Regions from separate parts of the Homo sapiens genome. Here region 1 is linked to region 2. Evidence: read pairs that join two places in POLR2A ChIA-PET (ENCODE). Cell type or tissue: OCI-LY7. All regions are shown on one strand. Each heading gives the region's core, and the rest is flanking DNA. Links, peaks and the distances in the headings are about the cores only. Region 1 overlaps SSBP2 (single stranded DNA binding protein 2). Region 2 overlaps LOC124901018 (a long non-coding RNA gene).

The links. ChIA-PET counts read pairs that join two places held together with the same protein. Peaks named below come from ENCODE experiments on the same cell type or tissue, not always from the same donor. Only the 100,000 strongest peaks of a DNase experiment are listed, where the experiment ranks them.
Region 1: POLR2A ChIA-PET joins it to region 2 with 5 read pairs; 2 of 35 experiments call an interaction of 5 or more read pairs at or near these places.

What each region holds. Positions count from the first base shown.
Region 1 is chr5:81,626,795-81,634,794 of GRCh38, forward strand. All of the region lies in intron 3 of SSBP2 (single stranded DNA binding protein 2), which reads right to left. Among named protein-coding and RNA genes, the nearest start is that of SSBP2, 120 kb to the right of the region's middle. In OCI-LY7, for the core only: no CTCF peak of the experiment used is centred there; DNase peaks (open chromatin) are centred at 4,487, 6,857 and 7,287; H3K4me3 peaks cover 1,320 bases; H3K27ac peaks cover 4,895 bases.
Region 2 is chr5:81,877,514-81,895,146 of GRCh38, forward strand. LOC124901018 (a long non-coding RNA gene) reads left to right here. Exons shown (of 6, transcript XR_007058843.1): 4 at 15,173-15,475; 5 at 17,364-17,536. It also overlaps the pseudogene SEM1P1. Among named protein-coding and RNA genes, the nearest start is that of ATG10, 86 kb to the right of the region's middle. In OCI-LY7, for the core only: no CTCF peak of the experiment used is centred there; no DNase peak of the experiment used is centred there.

The sequences.
Region 1 (8,000 bases), core at 1-8,000, 260 kb before region 2:
CACTCACAATGCTCAAATGGGAAATGTAATTAATGACTTATTAATAGTGGGACACTGAATTGAGCTCTGTGATTAAGAAATATGTGTTACTGAGATGAGCACTGGTTACAATTCAGGAACTTGAATTCTAACTCTAAATTTGACCTTGGGCAAATAGTTTTTTGATTTATGTAAAAAGAGAAAATAAATGTTATGTATTTTACAGTGTTTTATACAGAGACAAAGAGATGACATACGCAAAAGTAATTTTAAAAGAAGCTTAAAGGTACTAAAAATATTATAGAAAAAGTCTCATATAGCTAGTATAGCGAAATAAAAAGTTTTCTAATTAACTTGAGTAACATTTGCCTCATTTTTCTTTTGAGTCCTTTACATTTAATGAAGATTCCCTCCGTTTTTTACAATGTTCTCTCCCCACCAAATTTTCCTCTGTATTCCACATGCCTTTCCTCTTCTCCCATGCTGAATTTTAGTTTTGTTCTCTATGGCCTATGTTTTTTGCCTTCTCTCTTGCTAACACTTTTTCTCCCTTCTCACTCTTATCAGCCTCCTCCTTCTAGCCCCGTTGTCACCTACACTGTCTTATACGATGCTTAGTTTAACCCAACTCAAATAGTTATTATACCTTGCCTGTTATAGGAAAGACATACCAGATGAGTAAAAACCAGTAAGCCAATTATAAATATTATACCATTCTAGTGAGCTAACTAATGCCATTGCACTTGTTTTCCTGTGGGTATTTGGTTATTCTTAGCTATACCTGATATTATTCATTAGGTTCTAAAATAATTAGAGTGCTAGCATACTACAAGATTGGACTTTCCACCACCAGGTGAAAGAAACAGAATTCTTAGAATAATCTTATATTTTATTTTCTCTACAATGTTATATATATTTGATTTCAGGATATAAATACAGGGGACCAAAGTCACTTTAAAAGGTGCTCTATATTTTTATTTTGTTAAATAAAAATGAGGTATAGGCTGGTTGTGGTGGCTCATGCCTGTAATCCCAGCACTTTGGCAGGCAGAAGCAGAGGCGAGTGAGTCTCGATCCCAGGAGTTTGAGACCAGCCTGAGCAACAACAGCAAAACCTCATCGCTACAAAAAAATATGAAAAAGTAGCTGGGCATGGTGATATGCTCCTTTAGTCCCAGCTACTCAGGAGGCTTAGGTGGGAGGATCACTTAAGCCCGGGAGATGGAGGCTGCAGCGAGCTATGATTGTGCCACTGCACTCCAGCCTGGGTGACCCTGTCTCAAAAAAAGAAAAAAAAAAAAGGTGTACTTGTCTGCTCTCAAGCTGCTAATAAAGACATACCTGAGACTGGGTAATTTATAAAGGAATGAGGTTTAACTGACTCACAGTTCAGCATGGCTGGGGAGGCCTCAGGAAGCTTAGAATCCATGGCAGATTCACATGGCGACAGCATGGAGAAGAATGAAAGCTGAGCGAAGGGGGAAGCCCCTTACAAAACCACCAGATTGTGTGAGAACTTACTATTTCTAGAATAGCATGGGGGAATCGCCCTCATGATTCAATTACCTCTCACCAAGTCCCTCCCACCACACGTGGGGATTATGGGAACTACAATTCAAGATGAGATTTGAGTGGGGACACAGCCAAACTATATCAAGAGATATGAGAGTTATAAAAGGCATCATATCAAGAGCTATAGTTTCTGCAATTAAAACTTTAAATAGAAAGTTTTTAAAAGCCTATGTTTTAAAATTGCACAAGTAAAAAAACACATTAACATCAGAAGAAAGAAGCTTATTGGCATTTTTATTTCTGGAACTAATGTAAGAGTTGGGAATGTTTAACAAAAAGTACAAACAAGAAGCAAGTTTTCAGAGGGGATTTGATTCAGGTAAATGTATTATAAACTGGGATGCTGAGTATGGGGTAAATAAACTAAAAAGGAAAAGAAAAAGTGATTAGGGAAATCACATTAGAAACAAGGGAAAAAAGCTCCAGAAAGTCAATCACACAAATTTCTCTATCCTATATTAAAGACAGAAATTCCCCCTCTTCCATTCTGAGGCCTTTGCCTCTCATCTCGCTGGCACTTTGTTCTGCTTATTTTGCATATGTCATATGTATCTCTTTTTCATACATCTTCAAACACTCCCACTCTTCACCAACTTTTCCCCCGAGTCTACTAGTCTCTGCCTCTTTTCTCAACCCTCTTTAATCCATCTTTTTTTTTTGAGACAAGGTCTTGCTCTGTCACCCAGGCTGGAGTGCAGTGGTGCAATCTCAGCTCACTGCAGCCTCCACCTCCCAGGTTCAAGCGATTCACCCACCTCAGCCTCCCAAGTAGCTGGGATTAGAGGGGAACGCCACCACATCCAGCAAATTGTTGCATTCTTAGTAGATGGGGTTTCACCATGTTGCCCAGGCTGGTCTCAAACTCCTGACCTCAGGTGATCCACCCGCCTTGGCCTCCCAAAGTGCTGGAATTACAGGCGTGAGCCACCACACCTGGACCCTCTTTAATCGATCTTTATGTTGATGCCAACTGAGTGTCTAAAGGCACAAATCTGATCACATCAGGGACCTGGTTTAAAATCTTTGGGATATAGTCCCAAATCCTTAATGTAAGCAGGACTTCATAATCTGTCCCCTGCTTTTGTCTCTTTATATTTTATCACTTCCTAATACTGGACCTATAGATGAACTGGTCCATACCAAATTACCTGTCATTACTTGAGTGTATGATCATCCCTTTTGAGATTTCACATTATTCCTTGCTCCAATTACCCTTCTCTCACTCAACTTTCAGCTCAGCTCAGATTCACTTTCTCTATGATGCCTTTTCTAACTCTCCCAAGCTAAAGTGAGTATTGCTCCTGTGTTGCTATTATAACCAGTACATATTTCTTTTTTAAGTTTATTTCCAGCTTTATAGAGGTATGGTTGACAAATAAAAATTGTATATATTTAAGATGTACAATGTGAAGTTTTGATATACATATACTTTGGAAAATGATTACCAAAATCAAGCTAATTAACATATTCATCACCTCACATAGTACCTTTTGTGTGTCCGTGTGTGTGTCTGGTAAGAACATTTAAGATCTACTCTCTTAGCAAATATCAAGTCTATAATACATTATTATTAAACCAGTACATACTTCTGCTTTAATACTTTTAAATTGTTTATCTTTCCTGCTATTTATTCCCTTGAGGACAACAAGTTTTGCACTCTGTAAATATTTGGTGAAAAGGCTTAAACAACAGAACAATTCTAATTTAAAATATTCTATTAAAAAATGGAAATGAGAAGAAGTCATAAAATTAACAACTGGTCCATCCAGCAGGGACTCTTAGGTTGAGCAAATGAGCAAGCAGTAAGTTCCTGAAGAATGCATGTTATCCTAATCATGTAGACCTCAACAGCAGCAACAGCTTTCCTGGTCAACATAAAAAGGCAACAATTATTAGAGTCCTGAATCCCTAACCTAGGGCACAGATTATGAAGTCCAGGTTGAAAGAGTTAAGGATAAGAAGGTCAGGCATCTGCTGGATTTAAAGCCCATGGTAATGGCTAGCGAAACACAATAATCAGGGAAGCTTAAGATCTGGGCATTTTTCTGAAAGATGAGATCCATAGCTCTCATCAGTTCTCAGAGGACCCCATGACTTCAAAACTATTAAGAATCATTGATTTATATAGATGAAGGAGGCATCTCAAAGAGTATGTCAGTAGCTTTAGGGGAAAAAATATAAAACATTAAAAAACTGTACCTATATATTTAGCATGTACTAGATTTAAACTGAACAAATATAATCTAAAAATATTTATGTGCCCATTACTTACTTATTTGGTATCTACAGCTGAGTAAAAATTAAGTTATTTAAAATACCAACGCCATGGAAGAAGGGATCCCCTGAATCTAAGAGCCACAGAAAAAGGAAAAAAATGGCACATTTAAAAGCTGCACCGTCTGACAGCTAAGGTTAAAAAAAAAAAAAAAGCTACAGAAGCAAAAAGCCAAAGTATTGAGTAAGTTATTACCAAACATCTACAGTGTAGGAATAAGTTAAATTCATGAGAAAGCATGTAAAAGAGAAAGAGGTGTAAGAAACAAAATTAATGCTACAATAGAACACTCTTAAAATCGTCACTTTGTTAACCCACTGATCCAAGTCAGACTCCTAAAATGGTCTCTTATGCCATTTGTAGACTTCACTGGAAACACACAAAATGAAAAGGTGTCAACAGGTGAGGACACTCAATTACATTTGGAAAAAAAATTAAGTATTGACAGGCTAGATCTGGATATCATAAATACTATATAAAAAGAAAATTTGAATTTTATACTATTTACAAAATGCCAGTCTTAAACCCCAGGAAAACAGCATAATGATGGTGCTTAACTGTAGTGAACCGTTGGAACAACTCTGAACCAAAAGACCGCACCTGTTCCTGCCCTACATATGTGAGACAAACAGGGGAAACCCACAACCACAACTGACCAAGTGCGGTTCCACTCACCATAGGACTTCTAGTATGGCATGCTTTCAGGAGAAAGATTAAAAACATGATGGCATTAAATAACGTTCCAAGGAAACCACGTGCATGGCACTCAAAGAGAGCTTTTGTTTTTTCCTCTTAAAGATGCTAAGAGACGAGTGTAAACCGTACTGAGTAAGAAATTCTTTTAATAGAAGAAATGGAAAAAAAAAAAAAACACCCCACCTAGCTTGTCCATGTAAATACATGGACTACCAATTGCTGCTGCAGAAAAGTCACATTCCTGGGCATACTGGCATCACAATGCATTCATAAGCTACAATATTAACTAGGATTTAAACACTGCCTGGCAATATTTTGTGTGTGCGCCTACTCAGTTCTTTCTCTGGGTCTACTTAGAATTATTTCAAACTTTTCTTTAAAGACTATCCTTCACTCTCTTAAAAATTCATCATCATCATCACCACCACCACCACCCTCAGTACCCTCACATCCTATTTTGCAGAGGAAAAAGAAAAGCTATCAGAATAAGAACTAATTTTTTGAACCCTAGATCAATTTGACTCATCATCATTTTACAGATGGTAAAACTGAGACTGAAAACAACAAAACCTTGCTGAAATGATAAGTAGTGGAGCTGAGACACTGAATCCACATGTTTTCCTTTCTCCTTGCCTCACCCTGCAACTCCACACACACCATGATCATACTGTAGAAAATTGGGAAGATAGAGGGGAAACCTCTACTTATAAGTAATGGAAATATTTGCAGAAAGAAAATCTCATCTGTAATCCAACCATATTAAAACAAATTATTTTTTTTCTCTTAATACCCATTTATGCTACACTGTACATGCAACACTATGTCCTGCTTTGTTAAAATGTCTTACGCATTTCTTTTGTCATTATATAGTGTTCATCATTATTAAATGTGTAATAACAGCCCAAGAACAAATGTACTATAATTTTTACAACGCTTCCTTTTATTTGCACATTCCCTAAACTTTTCTTTCGTTTCTATTCTGTCTTCTATTCCAACCTCTCTTCCAGTCAAATGCAAAATACTCCATGGGAAATTCCTCATGCATTTAGACAGTTAGTGGCAGGCTTGAGGAAGATACGATATTAGGGGTAAGGACCTTAATCTAGGTTCCAAAAATTGTTAAATTCAGAAGGAAAGCCCTATGCATATATTCCAGATTGGCAGGAGGCAGGGACATATAAGGAACAGTATTTTATTAGGAATAGAAGAAATGAACTTCTTGACATCAAACCTACAAACATTCCTGCATCTCCTCTTGCCACAAGGGTAGAGATGGTCCTCTCCCCTCTCACTTCCCAGCATTTGTGCTTTGGACCTCCTTCTCTCAGGCCTTGTATGGGGTTTTAAACCATTAAAATCTCCTCTCTCCCTGTATCTTCAGACTCTGCCCCTCTACTGTCTCCTTCTCTTAAACACTAAACATGCTAATGTCTCTCCCATCTAAAATGAAAAACTTCTTTTTCTAACCTACACTATTCCTCCAGGTATCATTTCTCATCATAGATGAACCATTTTAAAGAGTTGACTATATACCATTTCCCACTTCCTACCTTCACAGTCACTTCTGAATCTGAAACATTCTTGTTTCCTAGCCCATTACTCAGCTTTATAAGTCATTGATGGCCTTTCCCTAAATCCTAAAAGGACATATGCATTCTGATTACTTTACCTTGCAGTCACAGTTGTCACTACTGACCTTTCTTCTTCCTTCAGAAAACCCTCACTTATTCTTGTTTTCTATTATGCTACACTCTCCTGATTTTCCTCCTACCTTTTTAGCTGAGCCTCTGTCTTTTTTTTTTTTTTTTTTTTTTTTTTTGAGAGAGTCTCACTCTGTCACCTAGGCTGGAGTGCAGTGGCATGATCTCAGCTCACTGTAACCTCCGTCTCCCAGGTTCAAGCTATTCATCTGCCTCAACCTCCTGAGTAGCTGGGATTACAGGTGCCTGCCACCAGTGCCTGGCTTATTTTGTATTTTTAGTAGCGACAGGGTTTCACCATGTTGGCCAGGCTGGTCTCGAACTCCTGATCTCAAGTGATCCACCCGCCTCAGCCTCCCAAAGTGCTGGGATTACAGGCATGAGCCACCATACCTGGCCACCTTCTTTCTCCTTTACAGCCTCTTCTTCCTCCTCATTCCTTGGATGTTAATATTGCAAGGTTTCTGTACAAGGCTCATTTCCCTCCCCACTCATGGGTAATACCATTCAACCATCTCTCTCTCTCTTTCTTTTTTTAGAGATGAGGTATCGCTATGTTTCTCAGGCTGGATTCAAACACCTGGGTTCAAGTGATCCTCCCACCTCAGCCTCCTGAGTAGCTGTTACTATAGACACGCACCACTGCACCCAGCTTCATTTCCCTCTCCTTTAAACATCAGACCCATGTAACCAGATGCCTGCTCAACATCTCCACTTGGATGGTATGTATTTCAGTTTCAGCACAGGGCCTTAACAGCTGAACTCTTCACCAAATCCTACCATTTCTACTTCAAGCTTATATCCCTCAAATCCTTCTACTTCTCTTGCTCCGCAATGATTATACACTAGTTCAAGTAACCATTCTCTACTCCTTACTGCACGAGCCTTCTAAGTGCTCCTCTATTTCTGGACTTATTCGTGTTCCATCCATTATCTATTCTATAGAACTAGAGTGACATGGCTAAGATTGTAAACCTAAAATAAAATTGTAAGGTCCCCCAACCATCTAAATGGACTTCCTCCTTGGCCAGGGCACTCTTAAGATTTAACCTGAAAGACTGGTTCAGGCCATGACAGGAAGTGGGAGTGGGACTTGCCTCATTATATTCTCCAGTGTTAACATCAACACAGACTTTAAATCTGATAAGAAGCATTTACAAGCTATTCTCGCTGAAGCCTGCTACAGGCTTCATCTGCGTAATAAGAAATTTGCTTTCCATAATTGCTTATCTTAATCCAGACAGTTCTTTTCCATTGATCCCAGGTCTTCAGATAAACTCAACCAATTGCCAATCAGAAAATTTTTAAATCTACTATAACCTGGAAGCCCCTGCTTTGAGTAGTCTTGTCTTTCTAGATTGAACCAATGTATTTCTTAAATGTATTTGATTGAAGTCTCGTGTCTCCCTAAGATGTACGAAATCAAGCTGCACCCTGACCACCTTGGGAACATGTTCTCAGGACCTCCCAAGGGCTGTGTCAAGGGCCACGGTCATTTATATTTGGCTCAGAATAAATCTTTTCAAATTTTTTACAGAGTTTTACTCTTTTCTTTGACAAGATGTAAATAAACAGTATTACTCTCCTGCTTAAAAACTGCATTGTATTCTCTTTATATTTCAATTCAAATTCACAGTTTACAAATTCAGCCTCATCCCTAATCACTCTATCACCTCAATTTCCAACATAATGAATTTCTTTCTTTTCTTCCCATGTGCTATACTCTCTCTGCCTTTCACCTCTAAGTCTCTGCACATGGTATGGTTGATCCAAAACAT
Region 2 (17,633 bases), core at 4,521-12,520:
AACAATTCTAAAATTAAATTAAGAAAACAATCCATTCAAAATAGTATCAAAGCAATGGAACAAAAGTACTGAAAGTGTTGATTCATACGTTAATGTCAGCCAGAAGAGAGTCTTCAGTGGTACTCCACAGATCTCAGTTCCTGACTCTTGGCTAAATATTTTTGGTCAAAAATTTAAATGAAGATATAGCTAACTAGAAGATATTAATATAAGATATCAGATAAGCAAATGAAACAAGCTGGAAGAAATAAATGGAGTGAATATTTGGAGTGAAATTTAGCTTATACATGAGTGCGTAAGTAAGAAAAGAGAAAGGCTGGGTGTGGTGGTTCACGTGTGTAATTCCAGCACTTTGGGAAGCCAAGGTGGGCAGATCACTTGAGCTCAGGAGTTTGAGACCAGCCTGGGCAACATGGCAAAACACTGTCTCTACAGAAGTTACAAAAAATTAGCCATGTGTAGTGCCACATCCCTGTAGTTCCAGCTACTCGGGAGGCTGAGGTGGGAGGATTATCTGAGCCTGGGAGGTTGAGGCTTCAGTGAGCTGTGATTGTGCCCCTGCACTCCAGCCTGGGCAATGGCTGAATGAGACCCTGTCTCAAAAAAATAAAATAAAAAGGAAAAGAGGAAAAGAAAAGAGAAAAGAATTTTACATTCATTTGAAATTAAGGTGAGAGTTTCAATTCACAATGTAGATTTATGTAAATTAAACTGTATGCCAAAAGTCAACAGTCCTCTTCTTTGGGACATTATGTAAGAATCTTGAATGGACAGAAATAGTTTTTACTCTACAAAGAGTTATTACGCAAAAACTATGAGCTAGGTGCTGAACTTGACAGTGGGATGGAAAACATCTTAGTCCTGGTCTTTAACCTCAAGTTTGTCATAGTCTAGTGACAGTCTAATGAGGCATAGTATGGGTCAGGGTCCCAGAAGGAAATAGATGGCACACTCAAAAAGGTAATTTGAAGAGTACTTAATTGTGGAAACATTTATAAATGAATGGCTAAGATTAAGAAAACCACAGATGTGATGAAACACCCAGAGACCAGCAATATCAAGAAGTTGGTACTGGGCCAGCCTGGTGAGACCTACAGCCATGGGCCAGGGCTGCTGGAGAGGAGCTGTGGCCTTATCCAGGTTCCAGAAATCCAGAACCTACCAAACTGTGGCCTGGCTGAGAGGAAGGTGGGAAAATAAATACCTTAACATCTTTTTCTCCCCACCTCCCCATCTCCCAACTTCCATTGGCCAAATCCACCTGGAAGCCAGAGGGCAAGGGACTGTGGTTTGGGCTGTAAGGTCCGTAGACATCAGCCCCACAGGGCACACAGCGGGATGGAGAAGGGGAGAGAGTGAACTTAGAGGGTCAAGGAGAGAATACACTACATAGACAGGTAAAACAAATAATTACAATTATCTGTAATTGTAAAAAGACCAACAGTCCTATATTTAAGATGGGCCTTGGAAGTTGAATGAGGGCTTGACACATTGAGATATTGATCCAGAAGGAATAGCATGTACAGACAGGGGCATAAAAGAGAGTGCCTTGCTTGGGAAAAGGTAAGAAGTTCCATGTGCACAGAGAGTTGAGTATGAAGGGTGGAGACTGCGGAAGAAGTTGTAAAACAAGGATGGAAAAAGATGTTTGGTGGGCAGGTCACCTTGTGAAGGACTGTCTAAGTTAGGCTATAGGTTTAGCTGCTGTGCCAGAGATCCAAAATAACAGTGGCTTAAACACAATCAAAGTCCTCTGTCTCTCATATTTCAGGCTGAGCTCGTGGGCATCTGTGCTCTGAGAAGTCAGCAGCAGCCCAAGCTCCTTTTATCTTGCTGCTTTGCTCTCATCCCCATGGTTCAGGACAATGTCACTATGCCCACATTCTGGTCAGCAAAATGGCATACTCTTTCCTTTTATAGAAACAACCTAGAAATTGTATATGCCATTTCTGCTCCCATCTTACTGGTCAGAACTTCGTCACAAAGCCACATCTTACTGCAAGGGAAGCAAGAAAATGTAGCCTTTGATCTGAGCAAGTTACGTGCCCCGATAAAACTTGGGCTTTCTATTATTATGAGGAAGAAGACAAGGTAGTGAAGAAAACTGGCATTCTTTGCCATAAATATCTTATTGTTTTTTCAAGGTGAGATCCAGCAAGTCATAAAGAGGATGGGTTCAGCGGGAGCTCGGGAATGGTAGATGAGAAGGGAGTAGTTTCTGTGTTCCAAGTGTTGGATTAGGAGTCTGCTTGAGTAAGTCGAGTGGTAGGAGATGAGATACTTAGAGAGAAGGACCTTCAAGGGCCACAGACTCCATGTCTCATATGTGGAAACCACTGGAACATCCAGAAGGCTGCTGTCACTTGATCCTGCACTGTGGCTGCTGTTGCTTTTCCCATCCCATGTATGTAATAACCAGAATAAAATGGGGACTATTCACTATGGTCATATTCTGATCCCTGCATGGGCTTAGAAAGGAACTTTTTTACTGCATAGGATTGCAAAACTTGGTGCTGGATGAGGGATTTACACCTTCCTTTCAAACACGGGCCACTGCTGGTAGGCATAGAACACTGGATGTGTTGATTGCTAACATGATTTATGGCAGTCTCTGTATATTCAGCTACATTCAATGACCTTTCTTCCACAGTGTCCTCTACCTTGATAAAATCACTTCATTCTATGTCAAGTCCTTTTAATCCTTTTTCAGAATCAAGTACGAAACAATTTCCAGTGCATTCAACTCTAACTTTCTTTGCTCATTGTTTATTCCCTGAAGACCGAATAATACATTTAGAAGTTAAAAAATTGCAGGCTGCTGCTTTGTACACAGTATCTTTAACTTTTTTGTCCAGGTTTTCAGTCTGGCCTCAAATGAACCTTTCTTTTTTTCATTTTTTATACGTAACATTTAGCTCTCCAGAGTTAATCACTTGTGTCTTCAATTAATCATTTACGTCCCCCAAATCATGTGGAATCGTCTAATTGGGCACATGAGGGTACGACTGTACATGCAAGAAAGAATGGTAATGAAGCAGTTATGCATAAAAGTAGTATTTCCAAAAAGGGAGGTAACATAAGAAAGTACCTAGAACTTTGGCCTCTGGTGGATGCATCCATGCATCCATCCATCCATCCATTATTCATTCAAAATTGTGTTCAAAAACCTTGCAGTCAATCTCTAGAGAACCTACCAGGGTTCAAAGATTATTATCAGATGTTTCCAGTTCTTGAAGAGTTTCTATGTCATAACTGGAGCAGACTCAGTTTTGAGGCATGGCTGAGAATAAATGAAGGAAGGGGGATTACGCACCAACTGTGTCTTAACTACTATGCAAAATATCACAGATTTGTAGTAGAAGAAAGATGCATAGATAACTGTATCCCTGTGTCATCCATGCTATTAGATTGGTGTAAAAGGCATTGTGGTTTAATACTACATAATAAATATAATAAAACTAGGAGCCCAGAGAGGGGACAAGTTGACTCTGCCTGGGATGGAGGAGGAAAGCTTTTCAGAGGAGCCCAAGTTTCACCTGGGTGCTGATGGCTAATCATGAGTTGCTCAGATAGAATGGTAGAGAAGACACTGTAGGTGAAAAGAGCAGTGTGCACAGAAGCATAGAGATGGAAGATGCAGGGCAGTTTTGGTCAATGTCAAGGGTTCCGTGTGTCTGGCTTGTAGGTCGCGGGAGATGAATGCTAAGAGGAAAGAGTAGAGAGGTGGGTTGGGATTTTGTATGCCAACCTGAGGCATTTTAATTGTATTCTGTAGGTAAGGGGGAGCTATTGAATGTTCATAAGCATGAGAGTAACATGATCAGATTTATGTTTTGGAAAGATGGCTGGAGAAAATAAAGGGGGAAAGAAACTGAATTCATTATTTTTGTCTAGCAAATACTTATTGAGTACCTACTATGAGCCAGGAATCTTCTAGGGGCTAGGCATACAGCATTGAATAAAACTGGCAAAAACTTTTGCCTTCACGCAGCTTCAAGTGGTGGAGGGAGACAGTTTATAAACAAAAATATATAATCATTCAGGTGGTCATAAGTGCTATGGAGAAAATGAAGCAGGGAGGGAAGATAGAAATAGGCTTTGCCCCTATGTAACCTCCCACTGAGAAGGAAGGGAACATTTGGGCAAAGACCTGAAGGAGATGAAAGGGCAAGCCACGTACACATCTGTGGGAAGAACATTTTAGGCAGAAGGAATTGCAAACATAAAGTCCTCAGTGTATTATGAGAGCTCTGCAAACCCCAAGGTGACAAAAGAGACGGATTAAAGACTTGAATTCCTATGTTTATACAAAGGGGCATTGAGCCAAAGAAATACTGATCACCTTTTATATATCATTCAGAACTTCCAGTCATTTGTTTAAAAGTATTTGAGTATGACAGGCTAGAACAAGATTTTCTTTCATAGGTCATTGTTGGGCCAGAATTTTGGAGAGAGGTAACTGTGTTTTCTCCTATCACCATAGACCAGCAGTTTTTCATTTAAGCAGTAAAGTCCAGTTATTATTCTGAAGCCAACAAAATGTATTTCTTTGTCTCATTGTAGTTTTAAGCCATTTGTTTCATTTTTAGATGCTCAAAATCTTACTTGATGGCCACATTTAAGGGAAATTGCCTCCAAACATAAGAAATACACTGGCTTGGATGGCACACGTGGAAATTAGCAAGATGAGTGGAATTGGGAATGTGTCTGCTGATCATGATCTAGCTGAGTGTACTGCACACACAAGAGATAAAAATGAAGCCAGAATCTGGAATGAGATCATTAGTGTATACCATCCTGGCACTGTAGTCAGACCACACACATATTTAATGCACTGAACCCACCTTGAAATGCCCTCAGCCTTAAGGGAACAAAGTACTAGAAAAAATAAGGGGGAGGGAAGGATGCTGAGTGATCCATAATGCTGTCAGTGTCACAATCCATCCTGAACAGCAGAATAAAGTTAATAGGGAAAGTTCTTTAGTGCTTGTTCAGCTGCCTGCCACCCAACTCTGTGGCAGAAAAGCAAGGAGGAAATATATACATCATTATAGAATGTATCAATAATAAATTATAGAAAAGCCTTTCATATAAGGAGTAGTTCCCTGTATTTATTTGAAGTCTCAAGCATTAGGATTGTGTATTTGACCACTAACTGCCAAAAATGTAGACACAATCTTAAATAATTTTAAAAGACTATTGATATTTTAGTAATAAATTAGATTAACAATGTGAGTCAAAACTGTTGAAGACAGAAATTGTAAAATGTCAAGAGAAAGAAATAATATTTTTCCTTGTGTCCAATAAATAAAAATTGCCTTGGAATAAACACTAACCCTATTTATAGCATACATAAGAAGCATCTCTGGAAGTCAAATAGTCTATCTGAATTATGTTTCGGCTCAGAGAATTTCATGGTTAGAGTAGAACATTTTCATTCCAAATCTATGTATCTTTTAGTTCCTAAAAATATTTCCTAAACTCTTCCAGCATTACACTACTTGGTTCTAGAGTCAAAAACTCGTATAATTCAACTAACAGCTATCAAACATTTATTTAAAGGTCAAACACCTTCTATGTGCAAGGTGCTGACTAGGCAAGGTACTGGAGGAAATTCAAATTGAGTAAAACTTAGTACCTGCCCCCAAGGAGGGTAAGGAGGTCGGCAAAAAGTCAGCACAAAGGGTCAGAATATGCTCAGCGGGGTTCAAAGGAGGGAGATGACCATGGGTTAAAGAAGTCAAAGAAGGCTTCAAGGAAAAGTGATGTCAGATTTTAATAGGCAAAAATGGGGTTGTTTTGAGTGGGATTGGGCAGGCAATTCGGGTAAAAACAAGGGCGTATCTGAGAAGAGCGGTTCCCATTTTGCTGGAGTATGATGTATCCGTATGAGAGTCGTAAGACAGAGCTAGGAAGGTGGACTGCAGGCATGGAGTCTCTGGGCTCAGATGTCAGCCTGAGGAGTCAGGACTAGATTCAGCCAACAGTGGGACTCCACCAAAGTCGATGTGACATGATGTGACATGACGCTGCTCTATTTATGCTCTGATGCCCATGCTTTTGTACTCAGTTGCATTTGCCAGCTGAAAGGGTGAGGCTGGTTGTCCAGCCCTTGCGGGGAGAGACTGATTCTGTACCACAGATTTACTTGGAGGACAGAGCACAGTAGGGGTCATTTGGGTCTACCTCCCCCTTCCCTCTTGGGCCCCCCTTGCACACACAGGGGCAGTCTAGCTGCTGAGTGTGGTCTTTGTGTCCTGGATATTAGATGTCATCTGAGCTCCTTAATATTTTTCCGAAGTGAAGAAAAAAAAGGTCACCCACAAATATTTATTTAGTGCCTACGAGATGAACAGCGGCAGTTTGCCCTGCTCTAGATCGGTGGTAAAGTAGCAGTTCCAGCCAGAAGCCAAATAAAAGCTGGAGCTCATGTCAGAAGAGGAAAGGGCTACAGATGTACACCGCTAGACAGGCTGTGGACTCTCTGCCTCTGCAGTACTGAACTATTATATATTGTCTTCTCAGCTAATTTTTTTAAGGTCTAATTTAGGAAAAGCAGGGAACAGTATTAGGTATTTAGAGAGATTCAAAAGAAATGGTAGCCATTCCTGAAATACAGAAATTCAATAGAAACTTTAACCTATAAATAATATGCACCATATAACATATGATATAAAAGTTGCATATAAAGTCCCAGAATGTTTTCTGCCATTCCTAAGGGATGTTCAGCACATATAAACCTTGTTTAGGTGTCATCTTACTGGTAGGGGGCTGTTGTGCTCCATTTGTCTGTTCGGAGAACCAGAAGCTTGGCTGCAGTGGTCAGTTGGGTCTACAGATTTTTTGTCTGTTTGTTTGTTTTTTACAGAATCTAAAATGGTTGTTTAACTTGAGACTTTTTAAAGATACAGAAACCTTAATTAGGAATGATTGTAGAATGAGATCTTTACAGTAGAAGCTCATATTTGATAAGACCAAAACCAGTAATGAGCCAATTAATAAAAATATTTGGTTAAAGTCCCAAATTCTAAAAACTATAATAACATGGCACATGCAAATTCATTTGACAATATTTAAATGTAGAGTCAAGACCTCCCCTCTATTCTAGTATAAATCTGTATTTTGAAGTCTTTTTTGCATAAATCACATCCATAACACATCTCTCTCCAGTTTCAATTTATCTAAAGTGAATCAGACATTTCTCAGACATTCTTAATCTAGACCATGTTGGGGTTTTTATGATTCCTGTTCCAGTCTTTTAAACTTTTCTTACTAACACCTATTGTAATAGTCATTTTTTTTTAAATCGAGACTTTCCAGAGCATTCAACTCTGTTTCAGAACAACAACTATACTCTTTTCTGCTCATCTAGTTTGACAATTTTCATAATATTTAATTAAAATATGCTTAATTTAATTAATTAAAATACTACAATCACAAGTCTAATTAACCCAAACAGGCCTGGGAACAAACACAACAGACTCTTGGTTAGTAAATAACAGCAGAAGTGGGAGCAGAAGTCCTTGGATACATTGGAGAGTAGTTACTGCCCTCAAGTGCCCAGCATGCTGTGCATATCAGAAAATTCGGTTCACAGAGGGAACGGAGAGCGTCTGTGAATCTGGCAAGTTGGTTAAGTTGAAGTCAGCTGAGAACTTTGGTATAAAGTTATCTAAGCAGTTAATGTGTATTTAACTACCTAATATATGCTGTGTGCTTCTGGATTAACATCATTAAAGGACTGGTTAAATTCACACGGACATACACATACCTAAAAGCAGAAATATTTTTATCAGGTGTACATAAAGGAAATGTTAATTCTGGCCCTGTTGGAAGCTTCCTTCTCTCTGTGAATATTCTTGAGTGTTCTATCCTGAATGTCTATTTGTGGTGTAATATCTATATATCAGTACTTTCGTATTAATCACAGAAGTTTAAAATATCTCAATAAAATATAGATAGTATTTACTTTACAGGCTTTTATAAGAATTAGCGAAACAATGCATGCAGAGTGTTTAGCTTTAGCCCTCTCTGTCCATTTTGCTTTTGAGTACAATTATCCAATGTTCCGGCTTTTAGTACAGAGTCTACAACTAATAAATGTAGAAGGAATAATAGAAACAGGAAATTATTATTTTACAACCACCATAATACTTATTTCATCAAAAATTATTAATGGATGCTAAAATCATTGGATGAAAGAACATTGGGAAATAAAATGTTCAAACAATTTTACCTCATAGATTCTTATTTATTACTAAGGGAAAATGTACATTTAACAATGGAGAAATCTGGTGGCTACTGCCTTCACCAAGAGACATACTTAGCACCACCAATGAGGTACAAACTCACATTGAGAGGTCCCTAATTTGATGCACACAATGTCATCTGCCCCTCCTGAAAAAACCCAAGTTTAACCTAAATCTAAGTACGAGAAAATAGTCAAACAAATCAAATTGAGAAACACTTTGCAAAACAAAACATCGGTAACAAAATACGTGTATCAATGTTGCAAACTAGAGAGAAAGACTGGGAACTGATGTAGGTTAAAAGAGACTGAAGAGGCCAAACACGGTGGCTCACGCCTGTAATCCCAGCATTTTGGGAGGCCGAGGTAGGCAGATCACCTGAGGTCAGGAGTCGAGACCAGCCTGGCCAACATGGAGAAACCCCCTCTCTACCAAAAATACAAAAATTAGCCAGGCACAGTGGCGGGCGCCTGTAATTACAGCTACTCGGGAGGCTGAACAGGAGAATTGCTTGAACCCAGGAGGTGGAGGTTGAAGAGACAATTGAAGAAATTTGAATATGGCCTGTAATATGTAATGTTATCATATCAATGTTAAATTTCCAGTCTTACGGTTATGTAAGAGAATGTCTTTATTATTAGGAGAAAAGTGTCAGCAAAATAATGTGTATGCATATAAAAGCATATATATATATATATATATATATACACACATAAACAAATACACCTATACATATGTACAGAGAGAGAAAGCAAATGTAACAAAATGTTTAGTAATTGGGAAATCTAGATAAAGGTTATATGGAGGTTCATCTCACTATTCTTGGAACTTTTCTGTAGCTTTGTAATCTTTCAAAATAAAAGCTGGGGGAAATAAAGGCATATCTGTAGCTTTAGTACTGCTTTTCTTTTTTTTTTTTTTTTTTTTTTTTTTTTTTTTTTTTTTTTTTTTTTGAGACGGAGTCTCGCTCTGTCGCCCAGGTCGGACTGCGGACTGCAGTGGCGCAATCTCGGCTCACTGCAAGCTCCGCTTCCCGGGTTCACGCCATTCTCCTGCCTCAGCCTCCCGAGTAGCTGGGACTACAGGCGCCCGCCACCGCGCCCGGCTAATTTTTTGTATTTTTAGTAGAGACGGGGTTTCACCTTGTTAGCCAGGATGGTCTCGATCTCCTGACCTCATGATCCACCCGCCTCGGCCTCCCAAAGTGCTGGGATTACAGGCGTGAGCCACCGCGCCCGGCCTGCTTTTCTTAATTTACAGTTACACAGAGCTGTGCAATGTTAGACCAGCCAGTATGGAATCTGCAAAATTTTCCTCTGCTATTATCCAGAAATAGGTTTGCTTTGTGATGTGCAGTCTCTCCCATAGCCACCACCCACCCATACTAGAACTTGCAAAACCAAAAATTGTCTCTTGCAGAATAAAGCAGAAACAGCCTTGACATCTTTAAGTAGATTATATGCAGATTTTAAGAAAACTTGCTAATGGCAGAAGATATAGTAAAATGCTGGACTTCTCTTAGGGCCTCAGAGCTGCTTGCGGGGATCCCCGCTAACTGCACGGAATAGTAAGCTAGTCACCGGGGTTCCCTATGCAATATATCTATACATCACTGAGAAGATCAGGAACAATAAACTGACCAAAAAGCCAACATAAGAAAAGAAAGGTTGATGGCAATCCTGTGAGACATGTCACTACCGAACCAATGACGACTCCTTCAGGAGAAGGTACCTGACCACACAGGCCAGAAAAAGCTTGCTCAGCTGGAGGCATCTCAGTGGAGATTCCAGCGCCCAAGAGCGAAGGGTCAGCCCTGCCACCCGCCAACAGAGTAACGACGTGTGCACAGTGGCGCATCGCCACCATGGAAATGTGGCGTTTCCTCACCTCACAAGCAGTCTTGTCGGCAGGATCCAAATATAAGAAAGGGAGTCCTAATATCTTTCAGGTCAGGAAAACTACCAAGGTAAACTCCAGATCACAAGATGAGAAAATTCAGACAGGCAAGAGGTACGAGGGAGTGGTGGAAGGCTAACTTTCTGCCTGGAGGGTTGACTGTGACAAGCCCAGTTCTTAAGAAGAATACTTGAGAGTTACTGTCTTAGAGCTTGACAAGTTTGTGTTTAGTAATTCCCTTCTTTTTCAACCTAAGGTCATACTTTTCTTTTGGTGGTAGAGAAAAAGAGAAGCTGAAGACAACAAATGATAGTGAAGAGACTGCTCCCCACCTGCACAGGCTATGTCCTGTAGTCTCAGGATCAGAGCAATGAGAACGGTATAGGAAGGTTATAGAGCCTCTTGCTTTTGGTGTGAGAGAATGGTCATGTTTGTTTGAGCCAGACTTTAGTAGTCTAGAATGGGAAGACATTTTGAACGACAATAACAAAAAAGTCAGTCTTAAGGAGAAATGTAAAAACCAAAAAGCCAACATGAACAAGCCATGGGAAGTACTAAACATAGGCACAATTGTTGCTGCTCCTACTTTATTATATGTGGATTTTCTGCTTCTAGAATCATGTCCTTCAGGAATCACAAACATTCTCAAGAATAGAAAACATCAAAAAATAAAGGAATGCTTTAAATATGGTAACGCACAGGGGATAATAATTTCTAAACTTTCTGAGTACTTACTCTGTCCCAGGCACTGTTCTAAGTACATTATCTCATTTACTCTTGAATTCTGTGTGTTAGGTGCTATAGGTCCCATATTACTGATGGAGAAACAGAGGCATAGAGCAGTTAAATAGTCTACCCATGGCAGAGCCAGGGTTTGAAGACAGGTGGCCCACATGCTCTTAACTCACCATTTTTGCTTAGCCTTCTAAGCAATATCTATGAAATCATGCTTTTGCTAGTCTATAGGGTTTTAAAAATTTAAATTAAAACAAACGCATAACTATTAAAATCTCTTGGGTTGCAGCAGTATGAATGGCCCACTTTGGGAAAGAATATGAGGCTCCTATTTCTGGCCTCAGAATCACTTGGGTGTAGTAGTGAGAAAGGCAGATTCCTCAGTCACACCATAGATCTACTGAATCAGAACTGTAGGCAATGGGCTGCCTTTTAAACAGGCTCTCCAGGACATTCTTGTGCAGCCTAAAGTTTAAGAACAATCCCATTATGGGTCCCCCTAAAGGACGTATAATGGTCAAGGGTTCGCTATTGAATCTGAGATAATTAAAGAATTTAAGCAAGATAATGGGGATAAAATCCAGGACCGTACCAGACCACCCTAGGAGAAAGCTGTGGAGACCATTAGAGATAACCTGGATGATGGTGGAGGAGAAAAGCTAATGGCTGCAAAATAAATGAAATCCCTAGTTTCTTTTGTACCAAGAATGATTCCCCAGGAGAGTTGCTTTGCGGTCTTGTTTGAGTGACAGTTTTGACTGCTGATAAATCTTATCAGAGAATGTATTAAGGTAGCAGTGTGTGATGGTCAAGGTTAAGGTGCCTAGAAAGGGAGAGATGGAAGGCTTCCAGAAAATCAGAAGTCCACAAAGAAGAGGCATGACTGCAGCCCAGGGCCCAGTAGAACCTGATGGAGGGAGCCATTTAAGAATTGGAGCTGTGGGCAAAGCAGAAGTTGGCTGACCCATGGAAATCAGAGGTACAACTGGAGCTGCATGAAGAAAGCTTTCAATTTTGTGTATCTGCTAGGAGAGAATTTCTGTGTAGGGAGAGACCCAGCCTTTGCTGAGAAGATGTTTTGGTAAGCCAGCATGTAAGGAAGCCTTAGGGCTTGGTTTCAAGGTAGAGAAGAAAGCTCTTCTGCATACTAAGCAGGTGGAGTTGGAAAAAGCCTCGGGGAGGGGTAGCTGTCAGAGGAGGGGTTTCTGCAGTCTCCTGAGGATAGAGAAGAGGTGTCTATATGGATGTCTCCAGTGAGGTGCTGACATTGTGTGATTTGACCTTTTTGCACAAATTACCAGTAAAACACACATATCAACAATATATGGATGACTAGATTCCTGCAAGCTGGGGTGTGGGGTGATATAGTTTGGCTCTGTGTCCCCACCTAAATCTCATCTCAAATTGTAATCCCCATATGTCGAGGAAGGACCTGATGGGAGGTGACTGGATCATGGGGGCAGTTTCCCCTTGCTGTTCTCATGATAGTGAGGGAGTTCTCACGAGTTCTGATGGTTTAAAAGTGGCAGTTTCCCCTGCACTCTCTCTCCTACTGCCATGTAAGACATGCCTTGCTTCCCCTTCACCTTCTGCCATGATTGTAAGTTTCCTGAGGCCTCTCCAGCCATGCAGAACTAGGAGTCAATTGAACCTCTTTTGTTTACAAATTGTCTGGTCCCAGGTAGTATCTTTATAACAGTATGAAAACGGACTGATACAGAGAATTGGTACTGGCAGAGTGGGGCACTGCTATAAAGATAACCTGAAAATGTGGAAGCAACTTTGGAACGGGGTAACGAGCAGAGGTTGGAACAGTTTGGTGGGCTCAGAGGAAGACAGGAAGATGTTGGAAAGTTTGGAACTTCCTAGAGACTAGTTGAATAGTTTTGACCAAAATGCTGGTAGTGATATGGAAAATGAATTCCAGGCTGAGGTGGTCTCAGATGGAGATGAAGAGGTTATTGGGAACTTATTGGGAACTGGAGCAAAGGTCACTCTTGCTATGCTTTAATAAAGAGATTGGTGGCATTTTGCCACTGCCCTAGAGATCTGTGGAATTTTGAACTTGAGAGAGATGATTTAGGGTAGCATTTGAAAGCTACAAAGCATTCAAGACGTGACCTGGCAGATTCTGGAAGTGTTCACAAAGAGATGGTCTGATATTGGAACTTATGTTTAAAAAGGAAGCAGAGTGTCAAGGTTTGAAAATTTTGCAGCCTGACCATGTGGTAGAAAAGAAAAACCCATTTTTCTGGGGACGAATTCAAGCCAGCTGCAGAAATTTGCATAAGTAACAAGGAGCCGAATGTTAATAGCCAAGACAATGGGAAAAATGTCTCCAGGGCATTTCAGAGATCTTTGCAGCAGCCCCTCTCATCACAGGCCTGGAGGTCTAGGAGGAAAAAAATGGTTTCCTGGGCTGGTCCAGGGCCCCCTGCTATGTGCAGTCTTAGGACTTGGTGCCTTGCATCCCAGCCACTCCAGCTCCAGCCATGGCTAAAAGGGGCCAAGGTACAGTTTGGACTGTGGCTTCAGAGGGCGCAAGCCCCAAGCATTCGTGGCTTCCACAAGGCTGGGCCTGCAGGTGTGCAGAAGACAAGAGTTGAGCTTTGGGAGCCTCTGCCTAGATTTCAGAGGATGTATGGAAACACCTGGATGTCCAGGAAGAGGTCTGCTGCAGGGGTGGAGCCCTCATGGAGAACTTCTGCTAGAGCAGTGCATAAGGGAAATGTGGGGTTGGAGCCCCACTGGAGCACTGCCTAGTGGAGCTGTGAGAACAGGGCCAGCATCCCCCAGACCCTAGAATGGTAGATCCGCTAACAGCTTGCACTGTGCACCTGGAAATATCACAGGCACTCAGCGCCAGCTGGTGAAAGCAGCCATGGGGGCTATACCCTGCAAAGCCACAGAGGCGGAGCTGCCCAAGGCCTTGGAAGCCCAGCTCTTGCATCAGTATGCCCTAGATGTGAGACATGGAGTGAAAAGAGATTATTTTGGAGTTTTAAGATTTAATGACTGACCCATTGGGTTTCAGACTTGCATGGGGCCTGTGGCCCTTTTGTTTTGGCCAGTTTCTCCCATTTGGAACAGGAACATTTCCCGAATGCCTGTACTCCTATTGTATCTAGGAAGTAACTAACTTGCTTTTGATTTTACAGGTTCATAGGCAGAAAGGACTTGCCTTGTCTCAGATGAGACTTTGGACTTGGACTTTTGGGTTAATGCTGGAATGAGTTAAGACTTTGAGGGACTGTTGGGAAGGAATGACTGGTTTTGAAATGTGAAAAGGACATGAGATTTGGGAGAGGCCAGGGGCAGAATTGTATGGTTTGGCTCTGTGTCCCCACCCAAATCTCGAGTCAAATTGTAATCCCCACATGTGGAGGGAGGGACATGTTGAGAGGTGATTAGGTCATGGGGGTGGTTTCCCCATGCTATTCTCTGATAATGAGGGAGTTCTCATGAGATCTGATGGCTTAAAAGTGGGAGTTCCCCTGCAGTCTCTCTCTCTCTCTCCTGCCACCATGTAAGACATGCCTTGCTTCCCCTTCACCCTCCATCATGACTGTAACTTTCCTGAGGCCTCTCCAGCCATGTAGAACTGTGAGCCAATTAAACCTCTTTTGTTAATAAATTACCCAGTCTCAGGTAGTATCTTTAGAGCAGTGTGAAAACAGACTAACACAGGGGACTGAGAGTTGCCTTGGTATAGTCAGTGCTTAATCAATTAACCCATGCAGACAAAGGGACAGCTGCTAGGTGGCTTATACAATCAATGGAGAATTTGCAGGTGTGTAGACCCAGCTAGAGAATGGAGATGGCTTTGTTTGAACACATTGCTGGGGTATGTGTGACAATGCAGGTTTATGAGGGTCCTGAAAGACACCAAATGAGGCCCAAGAAATTGAGTCCAACTGGAGGTGGGCTGGAAGAGAAGTATCTTGTGAGGAAACATTTTTGGAGGAATTTCACTGAGAAACAAAAGTAGAAACTTCACGGGGCTACTGCCAGGAACAACCAGGCTACAGAGTTTGTAGTTCATAAGTACCAAGATGGTTTTCTGCTGATCTGGGAGGTGTTGGGCGCAGACAGTCGAGATGTCAGAGAAAAAGCAGCCGGTAGACTTAGGTTTCTTAGAGGAAGATGACGAGTTTGAAAAGTTCCCTGCCGAAGACTGGGCTGACTTAGATGCAGATGAACATGCACATGTCTGGGAGGATAATTGGGATGATGACAATGTAGAGGATGACTTCTCTAATCAGTTACGTGATGTTCTTTCTGTTTTATCATAGAGCTGAACTAGAGAAACATGGTTATAAGATGGAGACTTCATAGCGTCCAGAAGAAGTGTTGAAGTAACCTAAACTTGACCTGCTTAATACATTCTAGGACAGAGAACCCAGGATGGGACACTAAAAAAATAAGTTTATTTCATTATCTGCTTGGATTTATTTGTGTTTTTGTAACACAAAAAATAAATGTTTTGATATAAAAAAAATAAATAAGTACCAAGATGATGCAAAGGAAGAAATTTTCCCCTCAAGATGGACAAATATCTAAGCAATTGGGAGGTGCATTCTCTGGTAACATGAGAGGTTTGTACAAGCATGAAGCCAATCAATGTAAAGTGATACCTGTCATGAGACAATGTAGAAACCTTGCTTTCATTTGAAGAGGGTTTGATAAAGAAGGCAAAGGGAAAACATGGAAAGAGGATCTGGCACCCTAAAATGAGCACAACCCTAACATGTGACCTGGAAGCGGTTCTCTTTCTGTTACGGTGCTGTAGCACAAGGCCCTCTGGACCCATCGACTCAGTTACTTCCTGCCCAGCAGCCCCTGGTCTTTCAGTTTAACTATTTCACACAGATTTTCCAAGTGCCTTTATTTTCTCAAAGTCTGTTATTCCTCCTCTAAAATTCAGAAATGTGTAACTTCTATTTATTTTTAGCCCCTTTTCTACTATATATGCATCATTTTGAATTTTTATTCCATTCTTAATACTAGGGGTTCTCAAGAATTTTCCAACCCAACTTGAACTTTGGATTCCCATTTCCCTTAGTTTTTACATGAAATCTTTCAAAAACTGTATACCTCCCACCACCCCCCCAAAATTCAGTGTAGCTAAAAAGGAAGGGAAAGGAGGCTGGTATTCTATGGAACTGACTAAGGCGAACACCAGGTTTTAGGATGGGTGAGGCTGTATACTCTGGTAGATAACACCATGGAATTTGACTTTACTCTTCCAATTTAAATGATACAGGTGTCAATGAAGATATGAGATGATATCAAGTTTGTCAAGATTCAATGAATATGCCTCTGAGGGCTTCCCTAGATTTCCCCATGTAAATGCATTAGGGAGATGATGAAGGTCAGCTCTCTAAGATGTGAAGTTGGCTAGGCTGAGGGAGCATCCAAAGGGGACTTTTGCTGTATTTTGTACCTCCTACTATGTCATCCTGAGACTCCAACAAAATTACTTTATATGGTGGCAAAAATGGCTCTGGGCTAGCATTGTCATCTGGATCTAGCATTCAGGGGTCAGGAACGGTTTCTTATGTTACAGAACTATGTTGCCAAACCAGCCACGGATTATAGAATCATCCCTGGGCACGGTAAAGTGAACAGTCACACCACAACATTGTGATGAGGACCAGTCTGTGGGCCCATGCTATCACACAGCTGGTGGGCCAAGAAGCCTAGGAGGCACTGAGCAGGGCAGGTCTGGCTTGGCCACCACCAGTAGCTCAGCTGTTTGAGGAAGGAGGGCTTGCAACTAAATGTTCAACGGTGAGGAAGAGGAAGGGAGGCAGTGCAGATCTGGTGTTGCAGAGCAGTTCCAACTGGCCCTGACACATTGCTGAGATATGCTGCATATTGCAGGGAAACATTGTGATTGATACTGCACTCTGAGCACCACAGCTAGAAGGCCACTCTCTAGACCCTCCGTGTATTTCTGCTACCATAGTTGAGTTCTATACTTATCCAGACTCAAGACTATTTGTTCCCCAGACTGTTGCATATCAGCTAAACTTATCATTATTCATAAGTAAATTAAGTTAAATATTATATAAATATATGAAATATGAATGCAAAAATCAAGGCTGTCCTTTTGAAAACCTGGTCGAATATTTTGACAAGATTCAATAAAAGTAAGTTGCTGGGCAATGATTAAAATAGAAAGGCTATTATAAAATTCTAGAAGGATTCTGCATTCAGTTTGTCCAATAGTATCTTTAAGTTTTTGGTTCCCTTTAAATGAGTTATCATTGGAAACAGCAGAGGTTGTATAATGAGTGCACTTTATGCAAGAAAGACGAAGCAGAACTCCAGTCAACTCACTGACATTCGAGTATAATAAAAAGCCTGGGCCTTATATCAAAAGCTGGACACAGTTACTTTAATTTAAAACAAGCATTCATATGTCTGTCTATGTTTTTTTCTTATGATTCACCTCTTTAACCATTATCTTTCATTAACCAGCCAACTCCCAGTCCTGATTGCATTGGAGAAGAAGCCCTCTGTGGAGCCTCCACTCTCATTATTCTATTGAGATCCATGGAATTAGGAATTCCCATCCTCAGTTTCTTCTTGGAGGTACAGAGCAGTAGCATTCCATGAAGGAGGAACTTCAAAAGAGATTGTGTAATTCAAAGGTTTGTTAATTTCAGCCTAATCATGACCAAAAGAAAAAGGACAAGTATTTATATTTATCAGCTGAAAATGGCACTACTATAGCAATAGCATAAACCC